Regions from separate parts of the Homo sapiens genome. Here region 2 is linked to region 1. The links are chromatin contacts, found by Hi-C in ENCODE. All regions are on one chromosome and are shown on one strand. The core of a region is the stretch at or near the end of the contact, and the rest is flanking DNA. Distances in the headings are between cores, read along the strand shown. Region 1 overlaps LOC107984311 (a long non-coding RNA gene). Region 2 overlaps MICAL2 (microtubule associated monooxygenase, calponin and LIM domain containing 2).

The links. Hi-C counts contacts between places; a loop is a spot of excess contacts on that map. Pooled maps may share reads with other maps.
Region 2: a loop to region 1 is called in a map of vagina, with 3 times the contacts of the local background. The contact joins two enhancer-like sites. A Hi-C loop is called at or near these places in 2 of 168 maps with a recorded cell type or tissue (heart left ventricle and vagina) and 1 of 50 pooled maps.

The regions. Positions count from the first base shown.
Region 1 is chr11:11,811,409-11,816,812 of GRCh38, forward strand. It overlaps LOC107984311 (a long non-coding RNA gene), which reads right to left. Exons shown (of 4, transcript XR_001748134.3): 4 at 3,147-4,017. Among named protein-coding and RNA genes, the nearest start is that of USP47, 28 kb to the right of the region's middle. Within about 2 kb of position 2,068, at least 7 of the 41 ENCODE cell types and tissues checked have a DNase peak (open chromatin) inside an H3K27ac peak, as active enhancers do.
Region 2 is chr11:12,247,372-12,252,775 of GRCh38, forward strand. MICAL2 (microtubule associated monooxygenase, calponin and LIM domain containing 2) reads left to right here. Exons shown (of 28, transcript NM_001282663.2): 22 at 1,813-1,875. Among named protein-coding and RNA genes, the nearest start is that of MIR6124, 86 kb to the left of the region's middle. Within about 2 kb of position 2,385, at least 15 of the 41 ENCODE cell types and tissues checked have a DNase peak (open chromatin) inside an H3K27ac peak, as active enhancers do.

The DNA of each region.
Region 1 (5,404 bases), core at 818-3,317:
CCCGGCCTTCCCTGGAGGAGAGGATCGTACTCGCGCCAGGAGTATGGACTCACCCAGGGAGTGCTTGGGCGGAGAAGCAGCCTCTGCTCCAGGCCTTCCGCTGCGGCACCTAAAGAGGCCGGGCGGCCCAGAGGCCCGCAAGCCACGCCCCCTTCCAGGCCCCGCCTCCGTTTGGCCACTCCCCTTGCTGTCAGCTCTTCCACCAGTTCCTGCCCCTGCCCCTTTCCTCCCACGCATCCGCACCCGAGCAGCCCCACCTGCTAAGCCACGCCCCCTGTCCTGTGCTGTCCTGCACTCCCAGGTGCCCCACGCTTTCCCACCCTCCCAGTCAACCGGCGCAGGGAGCCTCATCATTATTAGTGCGTGGACAATCACATGTAACAAAATGAGCTAACGTGCAGTTATCTACCAGGTGCCAGGCTCTGTCCTAAGTGTTCTACACATAAACGTTAAGTTACCAGTATTGTGCTTATTTTATAATTGGGAGACTGAGACATAGGTTGGTTAAAAAGTTTAAGACTTTTGGCTGGGCGCGGTGGCGCAAGCCTGTAATCCTAGCACTTTGGGAGGCCGAGGCGGGTGGATCACGAGGTCAGAAAATCGAGACCATCCTGCCTAACACGGTGAAACCCTGTCTCTAGTAAAAATACAAAAAATTAGCTGGGCGTGGTGGCGGGCGCCTGTAGTCCCAGCTACTCGGGAGGCTGAGGCAGGAGAATGGCGTGAACCCGGGAGGCAGAGCTTGCAGTGAGCAGAGATCGCGCCACTGCACTCCAGCCTGGGAGACAGAGTGAGACTCAAAAAAAAAAAAAAGTTCAAGACTTTTTAAAAATAAAATGTGGTGTATCCATACAGTGGAATACTATTCAACAATAAAAAGAAATAAACTACTGATGCACTCAGTAACATGGCTCAATCTCAAAAACACCATGCTATGTGAAAGAAGCCAGACACAAAAGAGAACACACTAATTCCATTTATATGAAAATCTAGGAAAGGCAAAACTCTAGTGACAGAAAACAGAGTAGAAGTTGCCTAGGACCAGAGATGGGACAGAAAGGAACTTTTTGGAGCAAAGAAACTATTCCAAAACTTGATTGTGATGGAGGTTGTACACATCCCCACTGCACATTTACCCAAACTAATTAAAGTGTACACTTAAAAATGGGTGATTTATGTGGTAGGCTGAGTATACCTCAATGCACTGCAAACAATAATTATTATAAAAGGGAAGAGGAACAAAAGGGAATCCTGGGAACACCAAGGATAAGTAGACAATGAGACAACAGGAAAGGAGGAGAGGAGAAGTCGGAGAGATGGAAGAAGGAAGACAGCAAAGACGCCAAGTGAGACGCCCGCACCTGGTGCATCGTAGTTGCAGGATAACGACTTGCTGAATGCAAGGTGGAGCCGTGTCCCTAGGAGGGAAGTGCTCAACAGGTCACAGAGAAGTTGTGGAGGATGAGAACTCTAAAGAGGCCACTGGAGGCTGGGCGTGCTGGCTCACACCTATAATCCCAGCACTTTGGGAGGCTGAGGCAGGCAGATCACCTGAGGTCAGGAGTTCAAGACCAGCCTAGCCAACATGGTGAAACCCAATCTCTAACAATAATACAAAAAAATTAGCCGGGCATGGTGGTGCACACCTGTAATCCCAGCTACTCGGGAGGCTGAGGCAGGAGAATTGCTTGAACCCGGGAGGCAGAGGTAGCAGGGAGCCGAGATCGTGCCACTGCCCTCCAGCCTGGCCAGGCGACAGTGAGACTCTGTCTCAAATAAATAAATAAATAAATAAATAAAGTTAATTTAATAAAGTTCATTTGTATGAAAATATTTTGAAATATTTTTAATAGTACTTGACCAATGGCTTCCAAAAGGGAGTTAATAATGATCTGTCCAGTGTTCTCATCTTTTGAGATACAGGCTCATGACCTTGGAAGGGTGGCAATCATAGAAGATATGTCCTCTGCAGTGTGAAGTTTCTGACACTGGTTTACATGAGTATGATTAGCAGTGTACTGTGGTATTCAGTGAAGCTGGCCAACAGTGTAAGCATTCCAAAGTTCATGCTTTGGCCTGGAGGACCTGAGTCACAATGACTGACGCAAGACAGTATTGCCCAGAAGTTATGGGCTGGTGGGCTGATTAATGGTCTCAGCATGAAGCTTTGGGTCTCTAACCCTGACAGATCATTAGCTCCCAGCAAATGTCCAGCCTCTGAAGGTCGTGGTTATTATTACAAACCAATAGATACATGAATTACATAAAACAAAGCAAATGACCTTTTTATGTGCTAGGGATATTTAAAAACTAAGCTGTATATTTCCGTGAATACAGAGTCTGTTTGGAGCATAAATCTTTGCTGAACTTTCACAAAGCAAAAGCAGAGACTGAAGAACCATACTTCACTGTTAATGTCTCATTAAATTTTAACCACTGCAGTCATGGTTAAGGAGATATTTTTATTATAATCCAGCATTTTCAGGACCTTACAATTTAACTTAGTTCCACATTCTCTTTTGGTGAATTAATTATTTTTATATTGGTCTCTCACTCAAGAAATATGAATGTTTGAAGTTTGATAAAACTTAATCAGTACTTAAGGTAATTTAAATGTTAGAAAAGAGAAAATCCTCACATACAGAGTAATATATTATTATATGGGGAAACTATTAAGCCCCTATTGGGAACAAACATTGTTCAGCCTCTGTTTCTCTGTTGAGTACAGTATGTTTCAGTGAAAAATACATACGGTACCACCATAAACTGGTGGTATGTAAGGCCAGGCACTGTGGCTCACACCTGTAATCCCAGCATCTTGGGAGACCGAGGCAGGCAGATTGCTTGAGCTCAGGAGTTCAAAACCAGCCTGGGTAACATGGTGAGACCCTGTCTCTACCACAAGTACAAAAATTATCCAGGTGTGGTAGCACATGCCTGTGATCCCAGCTACTCAGGAGGCTGAGGCGGGAGGCAGGAGGATCGCTTGAGCCCGGGAGGCAGAGGTTGCAGTGAGCCAAGATCACGCCACTGCACTCCAGCCGGGGTGACAGAGGGAGACCCCATCTCAAAAATAAAACAAAACAAACAAACAATCAGAAACTCTATAGTATGTGAAAAGGAAACCAAAAGCACTACTGGAATCATTGTCTACTTGTTTAGTTCTACTTTACCTGGGGGTCGGGGGGTTGGGCTAACAAAAAGGGACAAATGAAAACAGGGTAGACGGCAACAATTCCACTAATAAGGACCACGTTAGTTACTGGGATGGGGCTGGGGATCAGAGCTCCTTGGTACTAAGGCCCAGAGGGAAACTTCATAACCAGATGTAACTGTCATCAGAAAGGGGAAAATGTGGGAGGTCCTTCAGGAAAACAAACTATTGAAGTTTAGAAGCCTGTTAAAGTTTAATCATGTCCCATTCTCTTTGGCCATTAGACTGTGGTACCTTAGTGACACTTTGTTATAGACTGAATTGTAGCCCATCAAAATGAGTATGTAAAAGCCCTAACTCACGATGTGACTGTTTCTGGGATAAGGCCTTTAGGAGGGAAATAAAGTTAAATGAGGTCACAAGCATGGGGCCCTAAGTTGAAAGGACGATGGCCTTATAAGATAAGGAAGAGAGAACTGTCTCTCTTCCTCTTGTATCCCGCCCCAGAAATGGCCCCCTCTTGTGAACACACAGCCAGAAGGCAGCCATCGGCAAGCCAGGAAGACAGCCCTCACTAGAACTTGACCATGCTGGCACCTTGAGCCTATACTTCTAGCCTCCAGAACTGTGAGAAAATAAATTTCTGTTGTTTAAGCCACCCAGTATGTGGTATTTTGTTATGGCAGCTGAGCAAACTAATGCACGCTTAGACATAATCCATGCAGTCACCCTTAAGACATGAGTACACTGTACAGTCAGATGTCAGGCAAACTGGGTCTGCTGCTGGCACTCTATTTCCTTCCATGGCTTGTCAATGTAGATGACAGCAGGATCTGGTTAGGTGTCTTTACCTGTCCTATAAACTGCAAGATAATAATAAACACATAAATAAACAAGACTCTTCCTTTATGTCACACAGTAAAGTCACAAGTTCTCTTTAACAAGCTATACGGTGAGCCTATTAAATCAGTTTGTTTTTAACAAATAAAAAAGATGGGGTGTCTTACACAGATGCACAATAATAGGAGGCTGATAAATTATGATGCTTTGACTACATCACTATAAACTTTGCTTTAGGAAATTTTGAAAAATATATGCGATATAATATTAAGTAAAAAGTTAAAGAAGACATTCTGTGATTACCATGACTTAAAAACTATAAAGATAATGTAAAAATGAAAATAATTCTAATACATGGTTGAAATGCAAATCAATTTTTCCCTACATTTTGATTTTGTGCATGTTGCAAAATGTTCTTTTTTATTATTTACAATTTAAAAAAATAAATTCAAAAGCACCTGTGGGTATCTTCTGTGGAGAACTGTCTTTTACTGTCAAATTGACGGTGCCTTTTATTAGTTATTGAAAATTCCAATTGTAATTAAAGTTTCATTTGATTGCTAGTACTGTCATCTTAAATACACAGAGTCAAAATTGACTAAATCAAGCCGACCAAATGTTTCAATTTTAATGAGATCTGAAAGTTCTAATTTAGCAAAATACCTTCAAAAGACTTGCTCAAGTTGAATATTGTGGTAATTAGATATATTCATCTCACTATAAACATCAAGATTGTCCAATGCAAGATAAAAAGGAGATGGTATTCTTTTAAAAAAAAAATAAAATAAAAAGGAAAGTATTCAACCCTCACGAAAACTGGATCTTGATTGCTAGGTATGAGTGGATAACAAAGGCCTCAACATTGATTCATTCATTTATTCAATTCACATTCACTAATCACTTAAAGGACAGTGATTTAAGGCACAGGCTGGAGAGCCGGATTGTCTGGGTTTAAATATCTACTGCATCACTTACTAGAGTTCTGATCCTGTGTATTAGTCAGGATGAGTTAGGTTTGCTATGATAACATATCAAAACCCAAATCTCAGTGGCTTAAAACATCAAGGTTTATTTCCTACTCGTGCTACATGTTCATGTGGAGGAGAGGGAGCTCTGCTCCACAGAATCACTCAGGAATCCAGGATTATGGAGACTCTAATGTCTTGCAACTACATATGTACTTCAACTCTTTTGAGCACTGGAGGGTCTCATATCAGCAGTTAAATGCTAAGGCAGAAAAGTGGCCCATAGCACAGAAGTGACACATATCAATTCTACTCATAGCTTATTGACCATTACTAGTCACAAGGCCACCTAACTGCAAGAGGGTAGGAAAGTGATCCTCCCACATGCCTGGAAATAGAGGAGACCCAGGGGAGGGTGAGCACTAAAAGCCTCTATGGCATCTCA
Region 2 (5,404 bases), core at 1,135-3,634, 440 kb after region 1:
ATTAGATGATGTAATTGGGCTATTTCGACAGCTTCCAACATCTTAATTATTGGCTGATGTTTCTTTCACAGTATGGCTGGGAATGATGGAGGACCTCTTAGAATGGACTCTTGGGCAAGTCACTTAGCCTCTCTGTGCCTCAGTTTCTCTGAATACCTACACTCGCAGGTTCATGCAGGTCACACTGTGAGGCCATTTTAGGCAGTTATGGATGGAGTGGTGAGTTTCTGGTTTCAAGCAGTCTTAGAAAGGATATTGCCAGCCTCACCCATTGCCTTGACTTCCCTCACTCCCCAAACTCTGCCCCACCATTGATTCAGCACTGGGCTTTGCACATGCAGAATTTGGCAGAATCACAACCACCTCTAGGGAGAGAACTGGCTGTTCCTTAAAGTAGGTGATGATTTGGTGATAAACAGATTTATTCTATCCTGGTGCAGCTCAGGGAGTTTCTCTCCTAGAGTCTGGGGCCTTAATACTTCTTCCAAACAGATTTTGGGCTGCTCTTTTTGCTCAATGGACCCAAGTTCACCTGAATTCAGGGGAGCAAGAGGAAGAAAAATGCACTTGGAAACTGATGCTTAGTCCTTGACAACTTCCTGGCAGGCAGCATGTCTCTGTTCCTGCCCTATGGTCTTCCACACTGATTCCGAGGATCCGTGAATAATAATCTCCTCATGGGAACAGACTTAGCCAAACTTACTATGAGGAGCAATTGTTACTCACAGGGATGCAAACTTGAGTTGCTGACTCCAAGACAGGGAGCCAGGGCTCTGCCTTCAGACTCCACTTGCCCGCCCTCTCAGATTGATATTCCACTTTAAAATTCAGAGTGGTGCTGTGGGTTTCTTGGCCTGAATGGTCACAGGGAGTCTTGAGGGCTCTCACGGGGGGCTCAGATCCTTGGCAGAGTCTGTCTTTCCAGGCTGTGGACTGTGAGACCTATGCCCAGTTTTATGTCCCCAGAACCATTTCCTCATCTATCCCACCAAACCAGCCCTCTTCTGTGATCTCAGCTCCCTATCAGCCGTTAGTTACTTTCGCTCTTCCAGAAGGGAGGCCACTGTGCTGCTCTGGCCCATGGAATGGCTATTGGCTGCTGGCTGTTTGCCATGCCGTTGAGCTCTTGCAGGAACAAGAAGGCACTGAGCGTTTGCACAGCTGGGCAAGTGGGAGGGGTGGGGGCCTTCACTGGGCTGGGAATTGCCCCTCAGTCCTCCAGGGTCAGAAGAGCACTGAGCATTGCAAAAGGAGCTTTCTCTACCCTTGGGGTGTTTGTTTTAAAACTGGATTTGCAGGGTTTACTCGAGAGATTTGCATAGTAGAGAGAAACAGGGAAATGCTGGGAAGTTTTGTCTGGGGCATCCCGCCTTTGTTTGACCTGGTAGGAGGATAAATCTCAGGGACAGGTCTCAAGGCTGCCTCCAACCTCACTGTTCCTCCTTCTATCCTGGGAATAGAGCTAGGCAACCTTTTGGAGGTCTCCTGTGTGCATCCCAGCTTGGGGGATTTTAATTTGCGTAGTGCTGGTGTGGAAGAAGGATATGAGTTTCAAATCAGACTTCAGTTCAGAGCACCAATTACTCACTGTGTGGCCTTGGACAAGTTTGTGAACCTCTCTGAGCATTAGTTTCTTAACCTATAAAGTGGAGAGGACAGCAACTACTCTTGAGGGTAACTGGAATACTGCAATGTCCTAACCTATGCAAAATGCCTGAAGTATCCTGTAAAGCTTCTCTTTCCCCAGTGGAAGAGAATTCGGAAAGAAAGCTTATTTACCTAAAATGCATGTTGATCCCTCTCTTTCTAAAGGAAAAGAAGTCACCTTCAGGGTTCCATTTTCATCCCAGCCATTTGAGAACAGTGCATCCTCAGGTGAGTTAGAGCCTCCCTGAACTTCAGCTGCCTCACCTGCAAAGGGGGATTATCAGACCCACCTGCAGGGCTCTGGGAGTTAAGCGCATATGATCAGCAGCAGTACAGTGCCTGGCACCAGGGGACGAAGGTGGGCAGACATGTGCTTGTACTGGGAGCTCACAGCCCCTAAGGCCTGCCTGCGTCTCAGCTCTGAACTTGTAATTTCCAGACACCCTTGAACACAGTGATTTCAGTTCTTTGCCTGCCCTCCTACCCCCAGCCCTGGGCATATGGCCGAGGAATCAGATCCAACAGGCTGTCCTCTGATGTCTTCTCATACAGGGACTCCTCAGTGAGGATGTCCTTGCCCAAGTGGATCCAACAGACCACCTCTAGCCCTACGTGTCAAAAGCTCCCCTTCCTGTGAGCCCTCTCTTCTGAGGCCCTGCACATTCTGCTCTCACTGCTGCCTTACCCACGTGGGCTTGCTCGATGCTCCTGGCAGGCTGTGTGGCCACAGGTGGCCAAACTCAGCGGAGAAGTGTAGCCGGGACACCTGGTAATCTTGGCTCAGTTCCAGGCACAGGGAGGAACGTTTCCATTGTTCTCACACAAACAGGGCCTGGAGCCTGCTTTTTCCTGCATTCGCAGTTTCTGCCTTGTGCCAGGAATGTCGAGGTGAATAAGACAGGTCACTCAGGGAGTGCAAACTGAGGAAGAGATGGGCCAGCTCGGTGCAGTGTGAGGAACGCTCTGATATCTAGGCGGGGACCATCATTCTGCGTGGGGTCACAGGATCACTTGGAAAATGCCTCTTTGTAGAGGTCTAGCCATCGTCTGCAGCCTCTGGCATGGGTGCGTGTGACAACAGCTGCGTCGCCGTGTTTCTATCTAGATTGGCTCTGGGGAGAGGAGGCAGGGAGCTCGTCCTGTGTGGGCCATGCCACTCTTGTGCAGAGGAAAGTGATTTAAGACAAGAGAGAAGTCCCAGAACATGGAAATGCAAAGCTGCACAAACGGCCGTGCTTTGTTTTAATTTTTGTGGGTACGTAGTAGGTGTATATATGCATGGGGTACATGAGATGTTTGAATACAGGCATGCAATGTGAAATAAGCACATCACAGAGAATGGGGTATCCATTCCCTCAAGCATTTATCCCAATGGCCGTGCTTTGGACTCACTATCTGCCGCGTGCCTCCTGCATGGCCCAGGTTCTTTCAGGAGTCTTTTCCTCAGCCCTGCAAGGTTGGTGGAAGTCTCTCCATTTTACAGATGAAGAAGTTGAGGCTCACAGAAGGGAAATGGCGTATGTGAGGTTAACCTCGTGTAATGTGAGATGATTGCCCTCCTGAAATGTTCTAATTAATTTGCTGAAAAATAATTAGAATTCAAAAGGCAGGAAAAGGTAATGAAAAGCACCTAAATTCTTGAAAATTACAAGAATATTGAGAGATATTTAAAGGGTTGCAAAAGCAGTCCCATGGGACTTTGAAATTACTAGTTCTTAAAAAAACTAGAGGCTGGAACATGATCATCTTTGACCAGATCATCAGATTGTCCAACTTTGCATTTAGATGAATTGTTCCCAGCCTAATTATAAGCTCTTCTCTTGACCAGCCTCCCCAGGAGTGTGGTGTCTTGCCATCAATGCATGCTTCTGTTTGGTAGGAACCACTGGACTGGCTCTAACCCTGAGGTCCACACCAGGGTGACTTATCTAGGATTTCTCCATGAGTTGAGCATTTATTTCTCAGGATCGTGAGAACCTGAGCAGTGCTACTCAAAGTGTGGGCCACAGGCAGGGACTGGGCTGTAATCCCATGATTATAGCAAGTGAGAGAGAGTAAGTGTTGGAAACTTGTAGAACCATTTGATATTGCCACACATTCAAGTGTGTGATCATATTTCTAGTTTATTTTCATTGTATCTGGAAATAACAGGCCATAATGGATTAAATGTTTAAAAAGAAAAAACCTGTCATTAGCCACAGATAGTTTGAGGAGCAGTGAGCTAAGCCACAGTGAGTTTGAGGAGCAGTGAGCTAGCAGAAGCCAGCTAGTTAGTTATATCCTCACTCTGAGAGCCGGTAAGGCCGTCCTGCTGTCAAGAAATAGAAGATAACCCTTGATGCCCAGGGCAACATTCACCTTCACATTGGCCTTTGGGGTTGGCTTCAAAGGCTCTCCCCTCATCCCAGGAGACAAGTTCTCCATCACCTTATTTCCCTGTGGCCTCTCAAAGAAGTGCTGGTCTACCTCTTGGTGATTCTGGAATGCATTTCATCAGGTTGGGAAGGGCAGGTAGGAGACCCAGTACTGATTTCCTTAAGGGTGCTTCCATTTCACTTTAAAAAAAAAAAAAAAAAAAAAAAAAAAGGAATGTCACCCTCTCGGGGTGGATGTGTGGGTGCCACGGGGAGAAAGGGGGCTTTTGGACCTAATGAAAGGTGGGACCAGGTGTGGTCTTCATCCTGGATCCCCTGCGCAGATGACCCAGACTGTGCCCTGTGCTGCAGGACAATGGAGCAGCTCTGCAGCTGCTCAGTTTTGGCTGCACCTCCCAGCAACCTCGCAGCCCTCTGCATGCTTCAGTAATGCCTCCCCAAGTCACGGTTGCTCAGAAGCTCAGTGCACAAAGTGCTTATTAGCTAAGTAGTTAATAAGGTCTCATTAGGGATTTGTATTAAAAGCTCCAAAAAGTATAGTCTCTGCTTACTCAGGGGAGGCAGTAATTGTGCATGGGTATCTTGGCATCACTGTGGTGCCTTTCTGGGAGAATACCGTGGAGCCCGTTCACACACTGTGCCAGTGGAGGCAGTCACACAAGGGGCTGGGCAGGCAGTGCTGAGAATATAACTGACCTCCCTGCCTTTCCTCCCACAAAGCCCAGGAAGTCCTTTGTATCCTATAGCCCCTATCTGAGGGGCCAAGCTGGGGGCCCCAGCAGGGGATGGAACATCAGGCAAACAATGGCTTATTGTCCTGAGCTGATACACCTGAACCTTTCTTGGAAGCAGGGGCTAAATTTCTTGGCATTTGTGGCCTCCTGGAAATGGCAGACAGTATGCTTAGAAGCAGAATCCTAATCCCTCCCAGGTTGGGCCAGAGTAGAGGCCAGGGTGGAAGGGGGAGCCAGGCCTGACAGCTGCTCCCAAGAAGTGGCAGGCTTGGTAAACTCTGATGAGGTCCCATCTGTCTAAGTTCAAGGGATCAGACACCCCCAGCAAGCCTGCATCCATGTCCTCTGCAGGCCCCAAAGCCACACACATGGTCTGGAGTGACCATTCCAAAGGTGCTGTAATGTTGGGCTTCCTAATCAGAAAGGGAGCAAGGAGCTCCTGGGCTTTGTTTGCACCAGTCTGCCAGGCACTCCTTTCCCTGCTCAGCCCTATTTAGTGCCTGTGCTTTCGCTGGAAGCCAGTGAGTTAGCCTTAGGCCCTGAGGATGGGCACTGCTACCAGGAATAGGGGAGCTGTGGTGAGCCCGTCATCTGCTTTGCAGTTCCCTGGACTCCCTGCTTTATGTTTGAGGCTTTCTCTTATCAGTT